4 separate regions of the Homo sapiens genome follow, and all the other regions are linked to region 1. A link is a contact called in ENCODE Hi-C or POLR2A ChIA-PET data. All regions are on one chromosome and are shown on one strand. The core of a region is the stretch at or near the end of the contact, and the rest is flanking DNA. Distances in the headings are between cores, read along the strand shown.

Evidence for each region. A loop is a pair of places that touch in the nucleus more often than their neighbours do. ChIA-PET counts read pairs that join two places held with the same protein, here RNA polymerase II (POLR2A). Pooled maps may share reads with other maps.
Region 2: a loop to region 1 is called in a pooled map, with 5 times the contacts of the local background. The contact joins the enhancer-like site here to the promoter of SPDL1 in region 1. A Hi-C loop is called at or near these places in 1 of 168 maps with a recorded cell type or tissue (naive thymus-derived CD4-positive, alpha-beta T cell), 1 of 37 single-sample maps with no recorded cell type and 8 of 50 pooled maps. POLR2A ChIA-PET finds 5 or more read pairs at or near these places in 1 of 52 experiments (naive thymus-derived CD8-positive, alpha-beta T cell).
Region 3: a loop to region 1 is called in a map of CD8-positive, alpha-beta T cell, with 12 times the contacts of the local background. The contact joins the promoter of LINC01366 here to the promoter of SPDL1 in region 1. A Hi-C loop is called at or near these places in 4 of 168 maps with a recorded cell type or tissue (B cell, CD8-positive, alpha-beta T cell and naive thymus-derived CD4-positive, alpha-beta T cell), 2 of 37 single-sample maps with no recorded cell type and 9 of 50 pooled maps. POLR2A ChIA-PET finds 5 or more read pairs at or near these places in 1 of 52 experiments (OCI-LY7).
Region 4: a loop to region 1 is called in a pooled map, with 6 times the contacts of the local background. The contact joins the promoter of LCP2 here to the promoter of SPDL1 in region 1. A Hi-C loop is called at or near these places in 1 of 37 single-sample maps with no recorded cell type and 7 of 50 pooled maps. POLR2A ChIA-PET finds 5 or more read pairs at or near these places in 1 of 52 experiments (naive thymus-derived CD8-positive, alpha-beta T cell).

What each region holds. Positions count from the first base shown.
Region 1 is chr5:169,578,878-169,585,268 of GRCh38, reverse strand. SPDL1 (spindle apparatus coiled-coil protein 1) reads right to left here and starts at 1,496. Exons shown (of 12, transcript NM_017785.5): 1 at 1,380-1,496. LOC105377714 (a long non-coding RNA gene) reads left to right here and starts at 1,608. Exons shown (of 3, transcript XR_941200.3): 1 at 1,608-1,886. RefSeq lists an enhancer at 869-1,869.
Region 2 is chr5:170,275,781-170,281,755 of GRCh38, reverse strand. It overlaps LCP2 (lymphocyte cytosolic protein 2), which reads left to right. Exons shown (of 21, transcript NM_005565.5): 4 at 5,896-5,961. Among named protein-coding and RNA genes, the nearest start is that of LCP2, 19 kb to the left of the region's middle. RefSeq lists a silencer at 4,636-4,685. Within about 2 kb of position 3,040, at least 19 of the 41 ENCODE cell types and tissues checked have a DNase peak (open chromatin) inside an H3K27ac peak, as active enhancers do.
Region 3 is chr5:170,328,669-170,334,588 of GRCh38, reverse strand. It overlaps LINC01366 (long intergenic non-protein coding RNA 1366), which reads right to left and starts at 3,196. Exons shown (of 2, transcript NR_108025.1): 1 at 3,012-3,196; 2 at 1-1,455. RefSeq lists enhancers at 197-1,044, 1,079-1,128, 1,045-1,894, 2,960-3,129, 2,694-3,893.
Region 4 is chr5:170,295,928-170,302,232 of GRCh38, reverse strand. LCP2 (lymphocyte cytosolic protein 2) reads left to right here and starts at 4,456. Exons shown (of 21, transcript NM_005565.5): 1 at 4,456-4,699. The coding sequence starts at 4,622. RefSeq lists an enhancer at 5,274-5,353.

The DNA.
Region 1 (6,391 bases), core at 247-2,746:
TGCAAGAGAGACAGATGTATGCTACCTGAGCCTGTAACAAGGGGGAGCTGTCCTAATCTGGGGGGCAGCGCGTAGAAGGGAACATGGACAAAAAAATTTTCCTGAGGAAGTAACTTTTCAGCAGAGGTCTAATGGATGAGAAAGAGTTAACCTATCAATCTACAAAGAGAGATAGCCGTGGTTGATTAAAAACTACTAATGTGTGACAGACATTGTGCTTGGTGCTTTATACACATTCTTTTTTTTTTTTTTGAGACGGAGTCTCGCTCTGTCGCCCAGGCCAGACTGCGGACTGCAGTGGCGCAATCTCGGCTCACTGCAAGCTCCGCTTCCCGGGTTCACGCCATTCTCCTGCCTCAGCCTCCCGAGTAGCTGGGATTACAGGCGTGAGCCACCGCACCCGGCCGCTTTATACACATTCTTATTCAATCTTCTCAACAACTTCAAGAGGTTGAAGGTATTTCCCTCATTTTACACATGCAAGCTGAGGCATAGAAAGTTTTAAGTAACTTGCTTAGGGTTACCCGCAAGTTAAGACGCGAAGTGTGATGGGAACTAGAATCTACCTAGAAACCATGGTGCTGCAACCATTTTTCCTGTCCTGCTTCTCAAAAATATAGCACACACAAAGCATTTGGGACACAGGAAACTCTGGGAATCAAACTGCCTGAGTTCTTACCCCGCCTCCACTACTCACTGGCTGCATGAACTTGGACAAGTTATTTAATTTCTGGTTTAATCATCTATAAAAACAAGCACAATAACACCCACCTAATCGGTTACTGAAAGGATTAAATGAGATAACGAATGAAAAGCAATTAGGGTAGAATCTGACACACGGCTGGGGCAGTGCTGTCCAGCAGAAATATAACGCGAGTCATGTACGTGATTTTAAATGTTCTAGGAGCCATCATGATTTAAAAAGTAAACAAAGATGAAAAATTAATTTACATATTTAAACAAATACACTCAAAACATCATTTCAACATGTAATCATTATAAAAATTATTAATGAGATATTACTCCTTATGCGCTATCTCTGAAACCCAATATGTATCTCCCATCTGCACCATTTCTTAGTTCGGGCTAGAGGCTACCGTACCGCACAGCGCAGATCCAGTGGCGGTTATAATTTTGAGGACCCGGCAACCGACCCAACGTTCCATATTTGTCCAGAATCCCTGAGGGCGGCGAGGTGGTCCAGCGGAAGATAAGACCGGCTCGGAACCCAGTGTATAAGACCCCAGGGTTCCGGGGAAGGAGATGTTTCAGCTAAAGGCCTCGGCCGAGACCCCGGCCCCTAGCTTTCTTTAGGGCCTGTTCGACTCTCCCCACTGCCGCTCTCCACACCCACCTCCCACCAGGCCCCTTGCCCCTACCTCTCACGCTAGTCCCCTGCTGCCGCAGCCAGCGGCTCCTAATGGGAGCTCAGGGCGTCCACATTGAGGACGCTAACTCCACAGTCGCCGGCCCATTCGCTCAGCTAGCTCTCGAGTAAGCGCCTGGGATATTTGAATGCAGTTCCCGCGAGAAGTCCCACGTCTCACGAGACGTCCGCCCAAGCCGCGCGGAAAGGAAAAACCAAGAGAAACGCCCAATGGAGCGCCCACCCCCTCCTACAGCTACTGCGCATGTGCAAGTGGCGCGCCGTGGGCTTGGCGCAGGCGCAGGCGCAGACGTGGCTCCACATAAATTTTTCCTTGGGCTGGTTTCCTGCATGTCTTTTAAGTATTTGCTTTTAGTTTCCGTGTTTTGGTGTTTTGTTTGTTCGTTTTTTTTTTTTTTTTGTTTTTACGACAATGCCTTCTAGGGGAACAGTGTCGCTGGGCTGGGCGGTGGAGAGACACCTTTGGCACCATCGTGCGATCTCATGCACCCTACCAGTGGTAATACTGGCGTTAATATTTAAGTTCCCACCATGTGTTAAAGTTTACAGATTATCTCAGTTAAGCCCGCAGCCTTATGAGGCAGATATTACTCCTCGTTTTCTACAGAGAAAAAGCCCGAAGAAAAAAAGTGCCTTGTCCAAGTGGTAGAACTAGAATTGAATGCAGTCTTAGAGTCCAAGCTGTTTGCATGTGTTTTTAATAATAATATTTTGTAACCCTGATGCCTATTCAAAAATTGAAGCGATCAGAAATAATAATAGATAACATTTAATGAGCACTGATGAGTCCTAGTAACTGTTACATGAATCATGTCGTTCTTTCGAGCCCATCTTTTCTTGCCTATTTGAGAACTTGGCTCTAACTGCTCTTTTTTGCATCTTCAGTTTTTTCTTCTCTATTGGATCTTCCCTATCAGTTCATAAACATGCTGCAGTGATTGCCATAAAATCATTTCATGATTTCATTTTTTAAAAAATCCTCCTTGACACCAATCGGCAACCACCCCATTTGTTTTCTTCTCTTTATAACAAAATTTCTGGGGAAAAAAAATCTTTACATCCATTATCTCCATTTTCTTACCTTTTGTTCTTTTGTTTGTTTTTCCCACTTTAACCAGGATTTGGTCCCAACCAATACTATGAAGTGGCTCTTGTTAGGTTTACCAGTGATTCCTACCTTGCAAAATTCGGTAGTCAATATTTAGTCCTCACTTCTGGTGAAATTTGACAGAGTTGCTTGCTCTCATTGATTTGAGTCTTTATGTCTTGGGATGCCACACTCTCCTTGCCCTCTTCTTCTCAGTTTCTTTTGCAGACTACAATTTCTGCCTGAGCTAAGCCAGACTCAAAGGGTTGATCTGAGCTTTAAGATTGGCAACAAATTGCTCACAGTGTTGTCTCACAGATTTATCTGGGACTCCAATGAACCAGATGCTCATTCATTTGTAATCACACCTATGTTCTTGGAGAAATGAAACAAATACCATTTTCCCTATCACTGAACAAAGATTCCTTAACTCAGGGGCCAGGAAAAGATTGTTCTAGCTTAGGCCAATCATGACTGGCTGCAATTAGGTAATCTAAAATCGATCTGAACTTATTTTTTCTCCTTTGTTACAAGAGAAGGTATACCCTATGTTATTAATGTTTCTTCCTATTCTATTTTAAAAATATGTATTTTAAACTATTAATTGAGTGACTGCAATGTGTTAGGCATAGTGGAGGAATTCAGAGATGTGGTAAACTCGACTATTGCCTAGAAGATGCTCGCAATATAGTAGGAGATTTTAAAAAACAAATAGAACTTACAGGGCTGTAAATGCTATGCAAGTGGTATGTGCCCCACACTAAAGGAGTTGTGTGAAGGGAGAGGTATATTTTGTCTAAATGTTCCTTTAAAACTTCCCAGTGCATGTGACACTTCAAGCAGGGCCTTGAAGGATGGCAGAGCTAAGGAGGGGTGCATTCTAGGGGAGGGGACAGCATTAGGAAAGTCTTAGAGGTTACCCCATGTCATAATAAAGGTCATTCTTTAGGGATGGCCTGAATACAGGACTGCCAATACCACCACTGGACGCTAGATGTCACAAGTGAAATGAATTCTAGATGGGTTCTACTTTTAAGATAACTTAATGGAACTTCTGATTCACAATACCAGATGCAGATCTCCGTACTCAGGCAAGGTCCGCATACCATGGCCTAAATACCAAAGGTCAGGAAAAAGCAAAAAACAGCAACCTTGTATCTGTTATTTTCCATTTACGTAAGGAGAGATGGGACTTGGCCTCCTCACACAGTAGTGGATTCACCAAGCATAGGATGGGAGTTCAGATTCTGGGAAACAACACCCACCTCCCAACTCTGTGGCCCTCAGTTACAATTCCTAATATTATAGCTGTTCAGAACTGGGATAGACTCCTGTAGTGAACTTGTCATCATTTCTTCATTGTGACTGTTCTAGACGAAACGAGAGGATTAGACTGTTACGTTATATTGAAAGCTGCATATATTTTGACAGGAACTTATTGAATGATCATTTGTTTTGGGCATTACAAATGAATAGTCTCTGTATTAAACGAACTTAGAGTTTAGTGGAAGAGACATTTACCAAACAATAAACAGTAAATCCTTACTTAGAGGATGACTTAGACTTTCTTGTTCCTTCATGTTATTAAGTAGAGCTGCAAGCTAGTCATCGCTGGGATCAAGCAAAAACAAGCTCAGGACTCTGAGACACAGAGTCTGCAAATAAGAATGAGATTAAGCTGTAGAGTGCTGTGATTTATAGGATGGGCTGGAATATGAAGTTACGAAAGTTACACTCAAGGTTGTGGTCACTGAAACTTGGGGGATGGCCGAGATGAAGAAAAAAAGCTTTGAGAGAGAACGGAGGGGTGTGTGCAGGACTTTTGGGATTGTCCTAATCCATGGCACAGGAGGAGAATAAGGATCCAACAAGAAAAACAGGAGCCATATGAGAAGAGATCAGGAAATTGAATTGTCACAACTTCCACTGTGATAATTAGATATCAGAATGAATCATTGTACCAGGCAGGTGGGTTTGACTGTTTAATAGTAATAATGATAATGAAACCCAGTCTGCGATCTCTCCTGTATCAACAATGTATAGCATCAGCTTGAACTCTGAATGAGCCTAATAGCTATACTATTTTTTCTTTAAATAGGGGGAATCTTCTCTCAGAGAAAGAGTGCACCATCCCAATATAGTAGACATTTAACAGCTAACATCCTAGCATGAATTCCTTCCTCCTATTCCCACCAAGAGAATTCTGATTATTCTTTTGTATAATTTCTATTTTCTCAATTTTCAGCCATATGAATTCTTTAAAACTGATGCTACCTTTCATCTCTAGGATATCCCGTCACCCTGGTTACAGTAATTGATTCAAAGATGTGCATGTGATGGAATCTAAGCCAAAGAGATTTTTCACTGGGACAGCTGGAAAAATGGATTTTGTTAACTGCCTCTGTTATAGTCTGAATTGTGTCCTCACCTCCATTGCCCCCCACCCCATATTCATATGTTGAAACCCTAATTCCCAATGTGACTGTATTTGGAGACAGGGCCCTTTAGGTTAAATGAGGTCACAAGGGTGAGGCCTTAATTGATAGGGCTACTGTCCTTATAAGAAGAGGAAGAGACATCAGAGATAGATCCCCTTCCTCTTTATCTCTCCCTCTCTTTTCCCCACTACTCCCAAGTGCGCACAGCGAGAAGGAGGCTGTCTGCAACCCAGGGAGAGAGACTTCACCAGAAACCAACCTTAGTCTTGGACTCCCAGCCTCCAGAACTGTGAGAAAATGTCTGTTATTTAAGCCACCCAATCTGTGGTATTTTGTTACAGTTGCCTGAGCAGATTAATACACCCTCTGTACTTAAACTTTATAACCCAGAGCTTCCAGCTGACAACTTGGGTTCATGAAAGACAAATCTGCTTGGAAGAGAGGGAGCAAAGAGTTCTGGTCATGCCATTTGAGCCCTGCATCAAGCCTCTCATGAAGCTAGAGCTGTCCCTGGACTGTTCAGTTTTTGCTCAAACCACACAGCTTCACTTTGAGTTTTCTGTTTTCTGTTGTTTGCAACATAAAGGTTTTTTGTTGTTGTTTGTTTGTTTTGAGATGGTGTCTTACTCTGTCACCCAAGCTAGAATGCAGTAGTGCGATTTCGGCTCACTACAACCTCTGCCTCCCGGGTTCAAACGATTCTCCTGCCTCAGCCTCCCAAGTAGCTGGGATTACAAGTGTCCCCCACCACGCCTGGCTAATTTTTGTATTTTTAGTAGAGATGGGGTTTTGCCATTTTGGCTAGGCTGGTCTCGAACTCCTGACCTCAAGTGATCTGCCTGCCTTGGCCTCCCAAAGTGCTGGAATTACAGGCGTGAGCCACCGTGGCCAGCCAGCAATGTAAAGGGTTTTAACCAATACACATAGCAATACTTGTGTCTGATCTTGAGTAGACTAACATGTGATGTTTAACCTGTCAAGTTCCCATTCTACACTTAGGCTAAAATGGAAAGTTGCTAATTTCCAGAGACTGGATCTGGCTTCTTTGAGAAAAATGTCTCAGTTGAATGAAAAGAAAACTTATACTAAATAAAAGGGCTTAATCGTTTGTGGAGGAAAATAAAGATTCAAACAGCTTATGTGGAATCCCTTCCTTTGTTCCACTTCAGATTACCGCCACACCTCTAACTAACTTCTTCAGGTGATTTTAGCACCTAAGCCAGTTAGAATTAAGACTGCATGTTTCTATCAGTTATAGTTTTTACTTGCTAAGAAGTGTACTCACTCTGGTTAGTTTAAGATATACATGATATTAAAAACGAGAGTCCTAACTTTTGCAACCATTTAAAAGACTGTAGTTGTTATGGATTCCTCCTTTCTAGCACTCATTACATATCCCTTATATTTTTTGACAGTCCCTCCACTACTTGGAGGCTCTTTATCCAGTAAAGCAACCCAAAACTTCACTGTCCAATAAAA
Region 2 (5,975 bases), core at 1,791-4,290, 690 kb before region 1:
AGCTGAGAAGTAATGCAGAAATATTTGTCTGTCTTCCTGTAAGGCTGTGAGTCTAATGGCAGAAACAACGTACTGAGGCATCTCCTTTGTACCTATTTCTCTACCTGAGACAGAGAAGACAGGAAAGGTGTGGAGGAAGGGACGCAGAGGCGAAAGGAACATTCTCATGCCTGTTAAAGAATGTGGCCACTCAAATGCCTGTAATCCCAGCACTTTGGGAGGCCAAGGCGGGCGGATCACAAGGTCAGGAGATCGAGACCATCCTGGCTAACACAGTGAAACGCTGTTTCTACTAAAAATACAAAACAATTAGCCGAGTGTGGTGGCAGGCACCTGTAGTCCCAGCTACTCGGGAGGCTGAGGCAGGAGAATGGCGTGAACCCGGGAGGCAGAACTTGCAGTGAGCCAAGATCGTGGCACTGCACTCCAGCCTGGGGGACAGAGCAAGACTCCGTCTCAAAAAAAAAAGAAATATGGCCAGACCCCAGCAAAACCAAAACAGGGCCTCTCTCCAACATGGTCCTCCCCTGTCCCATTCAGTGGCTAATTGCCGTCCAGGGACCCAGCTCTTGTCAGTCCTCAAGGGCCCTGCCACAGGAAAGGTGCCTCCCTTGGCTGTCCCTTCTTCTCTTCCAGTGCAAGCCCACAGCACTCGACGTGAAGCCTCCTCTCCCCATAAATGCTGGTCACGTGCCTTTAGACAGATGCCTCCCTCAGAGCCTTGCCTATTATTATTATTATTTTTATTTTTGAGTTGGAGTTTCACTCTTGTTGCCCAGACTGGAGTGCAGTGGCGCAATCTTGGCTCACTGCAACCTCCGCCTCCTGGGTTCAAGCGATTCTCCTGCCTCGGCCTCCCGAGTAGCTGGGATTACAGGCATCACCATGCCTGGCTAATTTTTGTATTGTTAGCAGAGATGGGGTTTTGCCATGTTGGCCAGGCTGGTCTCGAACTCCTGACCTCAAGTGAACCACCTGCCTCAGCCTCCCAAAGTGCTGGGATTACAGGCATGAGCCACCACACCTGGCCAGCCCTGCCTTTTTTATTTGTAAAAATGAGAATAATTATACTTGTCTACCAGGAAAATGATCGTGAGGCACCAGGAAAACACTCCATGTAAAACTACAGGGGTAGGGGACATGGGTGACAAGTAAGGAGAACACTGTGTCCTCAAATTATTATGTCCTACTCTTACACTCTCGACCGAGGCCTCAGGTGATGGTGAAAGGCTCCTTCCTGAGTCTTAAAACATCTGGCTGCCCCCGGCTTCTCAGGTGACAAGGATAGAATTTAGAAGGTTTGGCTCTTGGTTCAAGGGGGCTGGTCTTTAAAGACGGAAAGAACACTTTGTTCCTTGGAAGGAGGATTGGAATGCAGAGCGAGAGCAGGGCTGAGAGTGGGAATGTGTGCAGGGAGGAGGGGTGGGGAGGAGAAGGAGAGTTCCAGGGTCCCACTGAGAGAACAGCACAGGGGGAGAGGCATCTGCCCTACCCAGGAGCCGGGAGCCTTGTCCCAGGAGGGATCAGCAGGCAGTCTGAAATCTGAGCCCAGGGAATAAGGCTCCCACTGTGGGAGGGCTTTGGTCAGAAGTTGGCCAAAGCTCTTACTATGTGAGCTGTGGCAAGAATGCGCTCTACATCATAAGCCAGTACACAGCTACACGTGCCACAGTAGAGGAAACAAAGATGGAATTTTCACAGGACAATGCCTATTCCTACTGCATGCTTTGTGCACTGATATTTTCTATTCTATACCCCTTCCCCTTCCCTTCCCTTCCCCCCTCTCTCTCTCCCTCCTTTTCCACCTGCCTGGCAGCCTTCTTTTCTTGTATAGTTTCTTTCCTCTTGTGTCATCAGCAAAGTTGATTTCTAGACCCACTAGTAGGGCTTCCTTCACTGTTGTTCAAGTGTGGGGAGAATTAAAGGGCTACATCAGAGGCCAGCTAAGGCCCCGCATACCCCCACTCTCCTGTTTCACTCCCTTCATAATCACAAAGTTCCTTCTCCTGCCTTTCCTTCTCCTCCTTTTTTAAAACAAGCAAACAAACAAACAATTTCATCAGTGTCAAGAATAGCAGGATTTATTTCACAAGCTTTTTGGATGATAATAAAAATCACGTGGGGGCCGGTTGATGTCACTGAGCCTCAGGCTTCTCCTCAGAGAGTCCGTTCAGGTAGGTCTAGGCTGGGCCTGGTGATCAGTGTTTGCAACAGGTACAGCTAAGTAATCATGATGATCAGGCCCATCAGGGATTCCCTAATCAGGTTTAACCCCTGTATTGTGCTGATAAGGAATCTGGGGCCAAGTGAGGGCAGCTGCCTTGTCTGAGATCACACAGTGGGCGCCACCCTTGGGGCCAGACATTGTAGTTAGACTGTCTGTGCCTGCAGGCCCTGTACCTTGTACATTACCAGGAGAGACCTTAGACTGAGAAGATGAAGACTGGCCCCCACCATGCTGTAAGTTAGGGATGCAGCTGGGCTGGAACCTAGGTCATTGTAGAATGCTGCCTTCCTACACGGGCCTGGCTTCCTGTGGGGAGGTTCAGCCCATTTCCAGGGCCAGCTAGTCCCTTAAACAAAGGCAAGCAGAGAGGACTGCTGTCTATGGCTGCCCAGCCCCCATCACTTCTTGCTCTGGTCCTGAGCGAGGCCAGGGGTTTATGGGGTGAAGGGAGAATGAGTCACCTCCCTCCACTCACTGTCACTTGGTCCTCTGGGGGTAGGGTGTAATTTGAAGGTTTGCACCTAGCAATAGCCATAGCAACCACCTCCCTGCTATGCCCACCATCACTGTTGCACCGTCCACCAGACCCTGGCAGTGGTCCCACAGGCTTGGAAGGTGCTTTCTGTAGCCCCTTAAAGCAGGAGGACCCTGGGAGCCCACACTTTGCTGCAAGCCAACTGCCAGGACCTGTTCTGCCCCCACTCAGCTCTTTGCTGCTCCTCTGCTGAGGCCTGCGGTTTGACATTTCCTTCCTCACCCAATTCGAGCCCCGGCAGCCTCCAGCCTGGCTGCTAGAGATACTGGTGAGAGGCAACACCGCAGAGAGCAGGAGGTTCTTTCAAGATCCAAAGCAGCCTTGTGAGCTGGTCAGAGCCCTGTCAAACTCTGTAGGAGGAGGGCGTTGAGGTGAGCCTCAGTCCCACCTCGCTCAAGTCATTACTGAAATGTCACCTCTTCAGTGAGGCCTGATCATTTTAAATGGCAACCGCATCCCACCCCTGCACTCCCATCCCCCCCAGCCCCCCACCCCTGCACTCCCATCCCCCTCACCAGCCCCCCACCCCTGCACTCCCATCCCCCCAGCCCCCCACCCCTGCACTCCCATCCCCCCCGCCCCCAACCCCTGCACTCCCATCCCCCTCGCCAGCCCCCACCCCTGCACTCCCATCCCCCCCAGCCCCCCCCTGCACTCCCATCCCCCTCCCCAGCCCCCCACTCTGCATGTGCATGGTGCATATGCAGCACATTTCACCTCCTTAAAGTTTCCTCTCCACTAGCAGGGATCTTTGTTTTGCTCATTGATGCACCTTGAGCACTTCTAAGTTCCCAGCACTTAGAAGGCCCTCAGTGCACATTGTTGAATAAACAGGTGACAGAATGGGAGTGGCTGCTGCAGCCAGCACCACCTGACACGGCCAGGACACAGGACACTAACGGGGCTCCCTTGCCAGCTCTGTAGGAGTCCTTTTATCCCACATGCCCATCGTCTTCTTGAAACAACCACTTAAGGGAACCAAAAAGAACCATGTCACAAGCATTCTGACGGCATGGTCAGGAGGCAACTAGGAAGCCCCCGCTGCTGCTCTTAAAGCCTCGCTCTCTCTGCCCAGTCACAAAAGCCTGGAGTTGTCAACAATATTATTACAGAGAGTAAACCTTTCCCTCCCCTTCCTCCTTCTCTTTCCTCTTAAGTACCAGTGTGTTTATCAAAATTTGTTTATCCCATTGCTCTAATGAGGTAGGAGGTTTGGATACCATTTCTTTCTTTTTTTTTTTTTTTTTTTTGAGACGAAGTTTTGCTCCTGTCCCCAGGCTGGAGTGCAGTGGCGTGATCTCAGCTCACTGCAACCTCTGACTCCCAGGTTCAAGTGGTTCTCCTGCCTCAGCCTCCTGAGTAGCTGGGATTACAGGCGTGCACCATGCCTGACTAATTTTTGTAGTTTTAGTAGAGACGGGGTTTCACCATGTTGGCCAGGCTGGTCTCGAACTCCTGACCTCAGTGATCTGCTCACCTCAGCCTCCCAAAGTGCTAGGATTATAGGCGTGAGCCACCGCGCCCAGCCTGGAGCCCATATCTTGGGAGAAATGAGGGAGTTGAGGGGCAGGGGAGGTGATGGAGGAATCGAGAAATGGTGGCTGCTAAGGACTTCCTTTGCTAACTTAGCAAGTTTATTTTAGGCTAAACTTGTTACTTCGAGATGGTCATTAAGCAGAAGAAATAGAGATCATGAGCCGTTCTCATAGGCAGGCCAGGGACTCAACAGTATCTGCCTCCAGAGAGCTTGCAGCAGAAAGGGAACTGACACAGGGGTGTGTGCGTTGAAAGGGCACTGGCTTGGAAATTAGAAAGGCTAGCTTGTGGTGCTGGTGTGAGTTGTGGGAAAAGGGGTGGCCTTTACCACTAACTACTATGTGGCTTCAAGCTACTCCCTTTTTTTTTTTTTTTTTTTTTTTAAGATGGAGTCTCCCTCTGTCACCAGGCTGGAGTGCAGTGGTGTGATCTCGGCTCACTGCAACCTCCACCTCCCAGGTTCAAGTGATTCTTCTGCCTCAGTCTCCCAAGTAGCTGGGACCACAGGCACGTGCCACCATGCCCAGCTTTTTTTTGTATTTTTAGTAGAGACGGGGTTTCACCATGTTGGCCAGGATGGTCTCGATCTCTTGACTTCATGATCCGCCATCTGCCATCTCCTCTGTAAAATGAAATTGGACTGATAATCTGAGGTTCCTTCCAGTTGCCCCAAATCTCGAGGAAACACTAAGCCTATTGACTACTAAGGGTCTCGCTGGTCTCATCAGTGGGTACTAAGTGGGGCTGCAGTCTCGAGTTCTGGATATCTGAGAGATTGGAATGGATGCTTGTTGCTAGGGCATGCTGGAGATATGGTTCTGTCGGCAAAGCCCTCCTGCCCCAGCTCCCCCAGCTCCATCCTGGGATTTGGGGATTTGCTAGTTCTGACATGAAGGAACCCAGGGACTAAGAGTATCTTCAAGTGTCTTGGTCAAAGCTGGCCTCAAGGGCATGAGTGATTCAGGGAGTCTCTCATTCTGCAACCCCTGCCTTTATAGAGAATACCTCCCCAAACTTTTATAAGAATCCGCATCACCAAGTGGGAGTCTGGGAGGGGAAGATGGAAGGAGAAGGCAGGCCACAGAACAGCCCACTAGAGGTTGTGATAAGAAATCTCCAAGGAGCAGCTGATTCCTGTGGGTCTAGATGATGGTCTGAAGATTCTTAGGAACAAGACAGCACTGCCAGGTCATGCAAAAGCCAGGGGACCTCAGCCCCAGGAATAGTAAGACAAGAAAATACACAGCTATCGTATCCAGATCCTAAGGCTCCTGATTTTTGGAGGGAAAGCCAGGTGTGAGCTGACAAGTCTTTAAGGGGGAGCTCTGAGCTGGACTTGGAAGGCTCAGCCAGACACAGATCAGCAAGGAGGAGAGAGGGCTTCCTGGGCAGGAGGAAGGTCTGGCCCGGGGAATAAGATGGCAAGTTCTGGGAGGAAGTGAAGAGCAGAGGGTCCCTGCAGAGGTGACAAAGAGGAGCCTGGCCAAAGTTGGCCCTGGTGCCCCAAGTTTCTATAGACCAGGGGATATCAAGGGTCAGGGGGAAGGTTGAGACTGAGTGATGGTTTTATCTCTTCATCTGTCTCTTTATCTTGCAGGATTCTCAGTAAGTTAAGTCAGGAAATCAACAAGAACGAAGAGAGGAGGAGCATCTTCACACGCAAGTGAGTGCGGCTGG
Region 3 (5,920 bases), core at 1,947-4,446, 750 kb before region 1:
GATGAGGGGAGAGAGAGAATAAGCAGAAGGCAGGAGAGACAGAGGGTGATTGAAGGAAAAGAGGGGCTGCAGAGAGGCTCACAAGAGCCATAGCCATCTCTCTCATGCCATAGGTAAAAAATTTAACATTAGATTTTTCATTTCACAGACAGATAAACTGAGGATGCTAGGAGCTCAGCAGCAATACGAGAAGGCAGGGTATTATCTAAAATTAAGAACAGTGCAGCCAGGGTGGGAAGAGAGGGAGCTTTGGAGCTCCGTAAGCTCCAGGAACTGAAAAACCACAGTCTGCCTCATCTTTCTCCCTGTCCGCGGAACTGAACTAGCCTCCAAAGCCAAACGGGTTGTTCTGCTGACTTAGCTTTGCATGGCGAATGCATTTGAAGCTTCTGTAGGTTTCCAGAAAAATTGTGCATTTCCTAGGGAGTAAACACCATAGCTTGATTCATATTATCAGTTTTGGGGTCCATCTACCCCATAAACCACACATGACTCCACTTTGCTGAAATAGGAAAGATGGTGCAGTGATGCAGTAATATTAGCAAGAAACAGCCAGATAGGATCTAAATGGGGCAAGGGTGTTGATTTGAGGTTCAGGAGAAGCCTTGTGCCATTTTCCCAACCTCACCATATAAAGCATGGGTGAGGGCCAAAGATAAAAGCTGCTTCCGCCCAGAGCACATTCCCAGGGATCTCCTGGTACAGTCCACAGTACTGATGATCAAAGCAGTAACAGCAGGGTCTTTGCACCACCTAGGCCAACTGAGGGTTCATAAGCTAAGCAGGCGTTCAGCTTTGTTACCCTTGGAGAAATGCTGCATTTTCACTAAAGAGCATTTCCTGTTGCAGAGAGGAGAGCTCGGCCCCCTGCCGGGATAATCACAATAAAGTCTCCGTTGATAAAATGGCCAAGGGGCAGTGTCTCAGGTTTCTCTGGTTTGCAGGTTATGGAGCTCACTTGTGAGCTCCAATCCTTGTGAGTGGAAGCATCTTTCTGAGACGCTGCACCCTCTGCTTTCCACTGTACATTCATGGTGCTGGGCTTGGGGAAGCCAGGGACCAGGACTATGGACTGAGTGCTTCCCACACCCATCACCCCAGGACACATGCTGGAAGATGTTCTCTTTTCTAATAAACCATCTACTAAGAATATCCGTTAGTCATGTTCTCTTTTCTCCTGAAAGTCAGGCGTGGGTGTCTGCCTAATGTCCGGGTCCAGTACAGTGTCTTCTGTGTGCTGAAAGACAGTCGGAGTTTCTCTTCTTCCTGTGGTTTTGTGGGCAGTGTCGTTTTGTGCCAACCTGCTGTCTGGGACTGATGAGCGCTCACCCAGCCACCCTGAGACTTGGTGGTGGACAGATGCACCCTGCTTCCTGAGATAGGTGCTGGGACCCACAGGGTGTTGAACAGATCCCTCTGGTCATGAAAATGGCCCTCTGGCAGCCTCTCAGTGACCTGTGTAAACCAAAAATAAAATTCTAAGTCCCCCAACCATCTGAATGGACCCCTCGCCTCGGCCAATAGCCTTCCAAAGTTAACCTGAAAAACTAGTGCAAACCGTGGTGGGAAGGGAGGGTCGAACGTGCCTCATTATTTCCTGCTCCCTTTTGGAACTCAGGCACAACTGACCAGCATTAACATTAAAACAGACCTTAGGATTGACAAAGCTGATTCTTTGTAGCAATAAGACACCAAATTCCAGCCTGGCTGTAGTATAGCATCACATGACAGAGAGCAGGCCCTGAAAAAAAAAAATCAAAGTATTTTGCCCCAAGTTATGTTTATTTGCTGTATCTCAAAATAGTCCTGCAAAGCTGTCTCTTGTGGGGAAAATCTATATTTCGAAGAGAATCCCCTTCCTTTTCGTGCTCCAGGAGAGAATTAATTCTGATAAGAAACATTTACAACCTATTCTCTCTGAAGCCTGCTACCTGGGGCTTCCTCTGCATAATGGGAACCCTGGTCTCCACAACCTCTCATCTTAACCCAGACATTCTCTTCTGTTGATTCTAGGTCTTTAGATGATAATACAACTTTTTCAACCAATTGTCAATCAGAAAATCTTTGAATGTATCTATGACTTGAAGCCTCTGCTTTGAGTTGTCCTGCCTTCCCGGACCAAACCAACGTACATTTTCTATGTATTGATTTATTTCTTGTATCTCCCTAATATATATAAAACCAAACTGTAACCTGACCACCTTGGGCAGGATCTCCTGAGGTCTGTGTCACGGGCTATTGGTCACTCATATTTGGCTCAGAATAAATCTCCAAGTATTTTATAGAGTTTGACTGTTTTTGTAGACACCTGGGACAGGAACTCTTGGCAGAGCAGACCCCTGGAGGCAGCACCCCTGCTGCTGTGCCTGCTTTCAAAACCCCATGGCTCGTCCTTCGTCCCCTCCTCTCTGTCTCTCTGTGACTTGAAGAAGGATGAAAGGCGGCCTGCAGGTGGACCACAAAAGTGGGAAGCATCATTCCCACCCAAGAAAGGAAAGAGAACAGAAGACGCCTGATCAGAGCCTTCCTGAGGTCTCATCTCCCCTATCTCCGGGGAGCTGAGAACCACCCCCAAGGATTTGGTGGGTCCCCTCCCCAACAGGCCCCTCCACCTCTGGTGAAAGAGCTCTGCCCACTTCTCTGCTTAGTCTGAGCTGATAGGAGGGAAAAGGAGAGCACTGTATGAGTCACAGGTCTCATTACCTCCCCTCATAGCCCAGGGGAAGGGGAGATGGCAGAGGCGGGTAGCAGGCAGGGCTGGGGATGTGCCATGGGGTTCCCCTGGCTTCTCCCCACAGAGGCTGAACCTCCTGGGGGAACATTTGAAAGCCTCAGAGACCAGCTATGGTGCCAAATACTAATGGCCTCAGTTTCCCTTCCTATCCCCCACCTTTGCACGAGTGTGAGTACTCACCCCCCGTCAACTATGTGACCTTGGGAAGACCCCTCTGAAAGACCTCACACCATTCATGTTAGTCCTCCTTCCCCACCTCCCCACACCATCCACACACCACATGCATCAAGCCCCACCGACTTCAGTCCTCAGCATCCTCGCCCCTCAAGAGGGCTGAGAAAAGGAACCATGCTCTTCACGAGCCACCATACAGACGTGGGAATTCCCCTGAAGGTCAGAACCACAGCTCCTTCTCAGCAACTCCTTCTGGCCCCAGGAGTGGGAGGTCTCATGGTCCCAAACAAAACGGAATTGCCTGTGACTCATACCCAGCCCTGCCTATTGAGAAATCTACTTCCGGTGTTGGGGGTGTGGGGTGGTGCGGAACTGGAGCCAGGAAGGGGTGTGTTTGTGTGTGTGTGTGTGTGTGTGTGTGTGTGTGTGTGTGTTCCTCAGCTTCCTGGCTACTGAGTCTTCTCAAGACCAGAGCTCCCTGGCTTTTCAGAAAACCAGCTCTCAAATCATCTAGATCATCTATCCCCCTTACTAGGTAGTCCAGTGTGGCCCAAAGCCTATTTGGACTTTTTTTTTCTTAAAGGAGAAGAAAAAAAGAACCAAGTGAAAACAGAAAATAATTCAGCCACGTGAAGCTGAATTATTATAGCTGCCCCATGTGAGTCGGGAAAGAGAAGGGTGCTTCCTAAAACATGTTAGACAAGGCACTCTGCGGCTTAGTCCCATCCTCCACGCCCCGAAGTCTGCAGCTCTCTCATCATCTTTGCTGCTTGAGTTTTGAGAGGGGCCCAGTGTGCCTTCTGCAAAGCCTGTGCCACTTGCTTCGAAATGTGGCTGTCTCTGGAGGGTTCTCACGAGTCCCACGCTGGATCCTGAGGGCACAGAACTGAAGCTGTTTCAGTTTTTGGTTTGCATGTTGTTGTTACTGTCGCAAAAGGGAAATATCAACTTGGATATTAACAAAATGGAGAACTGAGACCCACCCTGCGATTTTTGCCATTTTCTCATTTTGGTAGAACAAGAGCAAAGAACAAAGGCGCCTTCTAATGGCATAACCTAACTTTTAAGGTAACAGCATCATTATATGTTTAAAGCAAGAAAAGAAGAGGAAATAATGTTTGTCAAAATCTATCATGTGTCAGACATTTTACCGAACTTTCTCCCCTAAGCCCAATGACATAGGTACTTGTGTCCCCATTCCATGATGGGGAAATGGGGGCTAAGAAAGGTGCGGTGACTTGGTTAAGGTCATACGTGTAGAGATGAATGCTAGAGAAAGGATTCAAAATCAGGTCTGGCTGTTGCTGAGTTTCCTGTATTTTCCAAGTTCTTACACTTTCCCTAACTTCCCTGCCTTCATCTCTGTCCTCTCCTCTGCTTACTCTGTTCTTTTCTGTTCCTCAAACACACAAAGCTCATTCCCACATCAGGACTTTCTGTCTCTCTTTGTTTGGCTGCTTCCTTTCTTATCATTTGGGACTCATCACAAAGGCCACCTTCTTGTAAGGTGACCTGACCATTCCTTTTAAAGTAGTACCCTCTGGGATATTGCTCTGTTAATTTACTTTACAGTACTTCTCACTCACCTACTTTGTTTATTTCCGTAGTCTGTGACCCCCTACCCACCCCTCACTGACCCTGCAACAGACACTAGAATGTAGGGCTAGTGAGAGCAGAGGCCTCTTCTTTCTTGTTCTTCTCTATATCCAAAGAGTCTGGAGAAATGGCTGGGACATTGAGGACATTCAGAAATATTTGTTGGATGGATAGGTGGGTGGGTAGATGGATGGATAAACAGGTGGGTGAGTAGACGGATGAGTGAGTGGGTAGATGGACAGGTGGATGGGTAGATGGATGAGTAGATGGATGGATGGACGGATGGGTAGGTAAATGAATAAAATGGTAGATGGATGGACAGGTGGGTGGGTAGATGGATGAGTAGATGGTTAAATGGACAAGTGGGTAGGTAGATGGATGAAAGAGTAGATGGATGGTTGGATGGGTGAGTAGGTAGATGGATTAGTGAGTAGATAGATGAATGGATGGATGGGTAGATGGATGGATGGATGAAGATGAATGAGTTGGTGAATGTACGTATGTATGAATGTATGGTGTCTACTATATGGCAGGTTCCAGTGAGGATGTAGAGATGAATAAAATGATGTCTCTTTGATCCAAATGTTTGCTTTGAAATGAGGGAGACCTTCTCAATAGTCAAGTAGTTGCATCAAAGTATATTAGGTGTTCTGAGGGAATATCAGATCTCAAAAGCACATTTGGGATAGAAATGAGGAAGGGATCCATTTTTGCTGCTGGAGGGTGATCAGAAAATGCTCTATATGGGAGATAACACTGTATCTGATCCACGAAGGATAAGTGGTTATTATTCAGGTAATCAATGAATTTAAAAGCTTCCCTGCAGCCTAGGAAAAGGGAAAGAAGCTGAACACAGTCTTAGAGTCTAAAAACTGCAAGCTATTTGGTGTGATGGGACAAGAGGTGTGAAAGATCTGGTCTTGATTGCTACTGCATATTCAGTGTTTAGCATTCAATTACCCTACTATTGGCACTTCATAATAGTACTCAAGAATAGGTCCTCAATAATTATTTGTTGAAGAAAGGAACAAAAGGAGAGCACAGGGAAAAGTAAAGCTGGCAAGATTGACCTGTGCTGGGTACTGCTGGGCTAAGGAATGTAGATGCTAGTCAGAGGAAAATGGACCATCACAGAAGGGTTGATGAGATGCATGTTTCTGATGGTCACCCTGCTAAGCACAGGAACTGTGTTGGGGAAAGTCCAGGAAGTGGCAGGAATAGACAGAGTGGACTATGGCTATGGTCCGAGTGTGGGATGTTGAGGACCTGAGCTAATCAGGATAGTGTACGTGAAAAGGTAAAGAGGGATTCTAGAGACTTGAGGAAGGTAGAACTAGAGTGCTATCCATGGTTCCATATGGATGAAGAAGGGAAGAGGGAGGGAATATAAAGAGAAGAATTTTCCATGCCCCTGCT
Region 4 (6,305 bases), core at 3,207-5,706, 710 kb before region 1:
GCAGTTATCTGCCCACATGATTCTGCTGTGGGTCAGATGGAAAGGGAGGGAGCTGGGAGTCTGGACGTGATGGGTGGGGTGGGGAGGAGATTCAGGCGATGCCCTGGGCTGCAGTTTGCTGCTCCCACATCCACTCTCACAATCTGACACAGCCTCCCTGCAGGTACTGCTTTCTTGTCCACAGGCTCCACTGGTTGTGCAGTAAAGGTTCCTATCCCTTGGCCGGACGTGGTTGCTCACACCTGTAATCCTAGCACTTTGGGAGGTCGAGGCAGGCGGATTGCCTGAGCTCAGGAGTTTGAGACCAGCCTGGGCAACAAGGTGAAACTCCATCTCTACTAAAAATACAAAAAATTAGCTGGGCGTGGCGGCATGTGCCTGTAGTCCCAGCTACTCGGGAGGCTGAGGCAGGAGAATTGCTTGGACCTGGGAGGGGGAGGTTGCACTGAGTAGAGAGGGCACCACTGCACTCCAGCCTGGGTGACAGAGTGAGACTCCATCTCCAAAAACAAAAACAAAGAAAAATCATTCCTATTCCATGAGCCCTGTTTCTGTGTAGGAGCAGAATGTTGTCTTTTTTTTTCTTTTTTTTGAGAGGGAGTCTTGCTGTGTCACCCAGGCTGGAGTGCAGTGGTGCCATCTCGGCTCGCTGCAACCTCCGCCTCCCAGGTTCAAGCAATTCTGTCTCAGCCTTCCCAGTAGCTGGGACTATAGGCACTCATGCCACCACGCCTGGCTAATTTTTGTATTTCTCGTAAAGGCAAGGTTTCACCATATGGGTCAGACCAGTCTCGAACTCCTGACCTCAGATTATCCACTCACCTTGGCCTCCCAAAGTGTTGGGATTGACCCACAACGTGACTCACAGGCATGACCCACTGTGCCCAGCCCCTAGAATGTTGTTTTTATTCTGCTCAGAGGTTGTTTACCTTTTCCCAAATCTTGAGCTATGCATCACAAAGCCTAAGAAGGCCTCTGTAACCTCGTTCCTCGTTCGTACCTGCGGAGTTCTCCACCTGGTTGGGGGAGGGAGACAGACATGGGCGAGGGTATCCCCACCACTGCTTCAAATCACTATGCCCTACTGGATCCCCACCCTCTGCTCTGCTTCATGCTTGAAGCCAACAGACAGATGCTGTACACCCAGCTGCTGCCCCTGGCCTCCATGGTCATGGCAGCCACGCTGTCGGGGGCTGTACCCAGAGGCTGCTTTCATGGCCGCCCCATTTTGGAGGTGAGGGGCCTGCGGCTGAGCCTGCACAGGGTCACAGTGGTCCTTCTGGTCTCCTGAGTCTCTCTTGGGGGCTAACTAGCCCGGTCTCTGGAGCTTCAGGAACCCGCCAGCCAGAGACAGGAGATGTGAAACTCGTGAGTGTTGGGAAATCAGCAAGGCCTGGGGAAGAGGAAAGCCTCCAGGCCTGAAGCAACATGCTTCCCCTTGCACCAGCTGCCCTTTCTGAGGAATGGGCCTGTGGTTCTGTGGGGAGGGGGCACCAAGTGCCCGCCTCATGCAGAGTGCTGCATCCTTTACTGAGCTTGTTCAGATTGACAACCTCTCTTTCTCCTCACCAGAGGCCACAGAGAAGAAACTGCGCAGGCTCTGGAGACAGACTGGGTTTGAATCCCAAGTCTACCTTAGGCAGTTTCTGTAACATCTCAGAGCCTCAAGGTGGCAAATGGCCAAGGACAGGGGCTCTGGACTCAGATCAACTTTGGAAGAGTCCTGGATTCACTCCCTACTTGCTGGGTTCAGGGGGCAAGTAGTTCACCTCTTGGAGCCTCAATTTTCTCTTCTGTAGAGTAGGAGCAACAATAGTGCCAACAATTAAGACAGTCAGTAAGAAGTTCTTAGCTTGTGCTCTCTGGACCATAGGAAGAGCTCAAGGCATCGTGTCTCTTTATGTTTCTCAAAGTCACCATTATTGTCATCCAGGTTTCTTAGCTGCTTTGTCTGTCTTCTAAATGAGCTCCATGGATCCTCCATCTTGGCCACATTAATTGGATAATTCTTTCTAAAGGAGCCTAATATTTAGTGATACCTTCATTACAACTGCTTTTTTGTAGATTTTTCTTATCCTGAGTGGGGTGAACATCATTAAGAAAATTAGGCCAGTCTTGGTGGCTTACACCTATAATCCCAGCGCTTTGTAATGCCAAGATGGGAGGGTCGCTTGAGACCAAGAGTTCAAGAACAGCCTGGAAAACAAAGCAAGACTCCATCTCCACAAAAGAGTAAAAATAAAAAAATTAGCCGAGCATGGTGGTGCATGCCTGTACTCCCAGCCACTTGGGAGGCTGAGGTGAGAGGATCACTTGATCCCAGGAGTTCGAGGCTATAGTAAGCTATAATTGTGCCACTGCGTTCCAGGCTGGGCAATAGAGGGAGGCCCCATCTCTAAACATAAAACAAAAGCAAATAAAAAGGAGAAATTAAAATAAAATAAAGTAAAATTGCTTCTACTTTTAAGGATGATCTGGAATGTTCCTTTTCATAGGTGGCATGTGTTTTGAGAGATAGCGAGAGAGAGATTGATTGATCCACGTCAGGAATGCCCTCCCTTTTACTCCATCCTCCACGGCCCTGCTTAAATCCCAGTTAATTCCATGACATCTTCTGTGCTTACTCTACTTCAAAGTGATTTCTCTCTCTCTTTCTCTTCAAATGGCTTTTTATTGTTCACTGCTATGCTAGTGATTTGAAAGACCAGGTGACCTCTCACCCGTGATGGAGCTTTTGTACAGCAGAGCTGTGCTTTATACAGAATGATCAGCTACAAAGAGCTCTTAGGTGCGGCCCAGGCACAATGGCTCACGCCTGTAATCCCAACACTTTGGAAGGCCTAGGCGGGCAGATCACCTGAGGTTGGGAGTTCCAGGCCAGCCTGGCCAACAGGGATAAACCCCGTCTTTACTAAAAATACAAAATTAGCTGGGCGTGGTGGTGCATGCCTGTAATCCCAGCTACTCGGGAGGCTGAGGAAAGAGAATCGCTTGAACCTGGGAGGCAGCGGAGGTTGCAGTGAGCCGAGATGGCACCATTGCACTCCAGCCCGGGCAACAAGAGCGAAACTCCGTCTCAATAAAAAAAAAAAAAAAAAAAGAAAGAAAGAAAGAAAGAGAGAAAAGAAAAGAGTTCTTAGGTGTGAGGCCCTGCAAGGAGCAAATGGCCTGGGCTACCTTCACTGATGCCCTCAGCACCTTCTAAGGTGAGGCTAACACCAGCTCACATTGATGAGCTAGTGCTGGGCCTGGAGCAAAATGTGTATTTCATTTAAGCTGCCCACCAGCTTGTGAGGCAGGTGCATTACCGTGACGGCGGGGCTCCTCAGAGTGTGTATAAGAAGAAAACTGTGCATGGCCAAAGCTATGCTTGAAAACCCTCAGGAAGGCACCACCTCAAGGACCAACATAGCATCACTTAGTAAAGGCAACAGCCTTGGAACAGATGACTCGTGTGTGTGTGTGTGTGTGTGTGTGTGTGTGTGTGGCATTAGATGAAGTAGTAACTTGTGTTTAGAGGTTGCCTTATTGCACAAATATAGTTGCTTTTATACACTGGACTCACCCTCTGCCAATAAGTTGTTCAGTTATGAGAAATGAACAATGTCTGAAACTAAGAAAACAGCAAATTCTCACCTCCTATCTCCAGGGAATGTGCTCTTTGGCTAGAATATATGGCAGAATCAATAGTGAATAAAATATATTGTGGAAACAATAGTGAATGGAATATATGACACTACCAATAGCAATTGTTAAGTTTTTTTTCTTTTTAATTTTTCTTTTTAGGTTTGTCTAGTTGAATGCATCTAAGTTTTATGTGCATATGAAGAATCACTGTTTTCCTATTATACAGATTTGGAAACTGAGATTCCCAGCTTTTAACTCCTTGCCTAAGGTTGCATAGCACAGAAATAGTCATATCAGAAACTGAGCCCTGTCTGCACAGTGTAGCACCTTGTTCAGCCCTGGGTGCCTGACTCACTCACTCCTTGAGGACCCTCTCATGACAACTGTAAAGAGGCAGCTGAAAGAATCCCAGTCTTTGATGGTGGGAGGGGAAAGTGGTTGGAAAGCATTAAAAAAACATGCTCCAGCAGTTCACTGATGTGGGAAATTGTCTGTATTTCAGGTCAACCGTCAGGATAGATTTTGGTCTGCAAAGCCCCAGCTGAGCAAGAATGCAGTGTAGACATATGGGTGCCCAGAGTTTAAAGGAAAATTACTCAGACTCACATTGGAGTTTAAGACCCCTTCATTGCCTCTCCTACTGGGTTGGGGTGACTGGAGCCAGTGGGGAATTACCAACCCTGTGGCTCTCTCTGCATCTCAAGCCTCCAGAGCTGGGCTTCCTTGTTTACTTATTTAGAGCCCAGCAGAGGAAGTGGTAAAGGAAACTAGCTGAGTCGTTTTCTGAGAAGAGACCATATTTGTTCGCAGAGGAAGCCGTTGCTTTCTGGGATCTGGCTACGCCAGAAAAGACATCGGCTCCAACAGGGGTGTTCCACAGGGTAGCTGGGAGTTGGAAGAGCCAAGAACGCCTCCGAGCTCTGGATTTGAGCTTCTCTGCCCATGGGTGAAGCGCCCATGCTCAGCTTGTGAGCTTCTTCCCGGGAGAGCAGCCATGGCACTGAGGAATGTGCCCTTTCGCTCAGAGGTCCTGGGCTGGGACCCCGACAGCCTTGCTGACTATTTCAAGAAGGTAAGCCTTGCTCTTGTGTGAATGGTCATGATGCTAGTGCCCTTGGTGGGCTGAGCTGAGGCTTGACGATGGAATTGGGGCAGAATGTGGGAGGTGTATAAGATAGCAATGGAACCCTATGGCAACTTTACTGGTTGAGTGAGCGCCATATAGACCGCTGAGTTTTCCTGACCATGAGTTCCGGAGAGAAGGATGGGAGCAGAAGCCCTCAAATGAGTATGTGCCTATTATGTGCTAGGGTTTGAATTCGGTGTCTCACAGGCACTGTCCCATTTAGCGCTCCCTACTATGTTGTGAGGTCAGCATTGTTATCCCCTTGACTCAGCTGCAAAATCAGCTCAGGGAAGTGAAATGGTCCGAAGCCCTAGGGACTACATGTGATAGAGGCAAGACTCAAGCCACACCTATCTGGTTTTAAAGTCCATGCTCTGAGATGCAGAGAACTGTTGTAACTGCTAATGAGATCAACGCTACTTACTAGAAAGGGGAGACGTGGTGTCCTGGAGGCAGGAGAAAGAATAGGCAGGGTGGGAGGGCTGGATAGAGGACTATGATGAGCAGTGCCAGACACAGCATTTGGGCTTTCACTGCTCACGACCCTAAGGGGGGTCCTCAAGCTCCCGCCTGGGGCAGTCTCCTTGGAGCCTTATGAGAGTCTTGTGAAGCAGGACAGAAAACTGATGTGAGCCCCAATTTATAGCTATGAAAACTGAGGCCCCTAGAGGAAAAGAGGCTTGTGGCGGTGCTGGGACCAGAGCGTTGCTGTCTTATCTTCTGGACTTAGAGGAAAGGTTGAAGGATCCCTGTGCTTGGTCATTGGCAGAAGGGGACAACGCATCTGCTTGGGCAGATCTCAAGCCACATGACTTAGTTATAGTCCCTCTACCCTGACCATGTGGTAAGATGACTTGTGCGAGACGGTTAAGCTTCTAACACCCTCATCCCTGCAGGCTGGCATCGGATTCTGTTGATATTCCAGACTGTCATAAAGATGAGATTGTAAAGCTAAGATGGTAGAAGTCATCTAATTCAGCTTCGTGTTTTTCCTGGGGAAATTGAGATTCAAGAGGGTAGACGAGGTTCCCTAGGACGTATAGCCAAACCTGGGGTCTATGCATTTCCGAGGCATTTATAGTCACAGCTGTTCTCCCCCAACCTGAAGAAGAAAATGAGAACATGTTGAACTAGGTGTGGTATGGTAGGGGTACAGTTCACAGATCCTGTTTTTTGCCATATTTTGTGCTTTCATTTCTGTTATTTTCCTTCTGCAAGGTCATAATAAACTTAGATTTCAGCAAATATTGTTGCGCAACTGGTTTTTTGAAGGATGTTTCTAAATATCTTGCTCAAATATAGACCAAATAAGATAGGGCAACAAGGTAAAATTTGCCAAGAGGGAATAAAGTGGCATGTTACCTTGATAAGGGAAAAAGAAAGGAATTGAGAATTATGAAGAGAAAGACTTGGGACGGGCTGAGAGGCACAGATAGGCCTAACATTCAGGTGTGACCAGGAGAATTATACAATCCAATTGAGCAACAGAGAATTGATCCCTAAAACTCCCATCAGTACAGGGAGATGGACCACGGGTCAGGGATGGTACAGG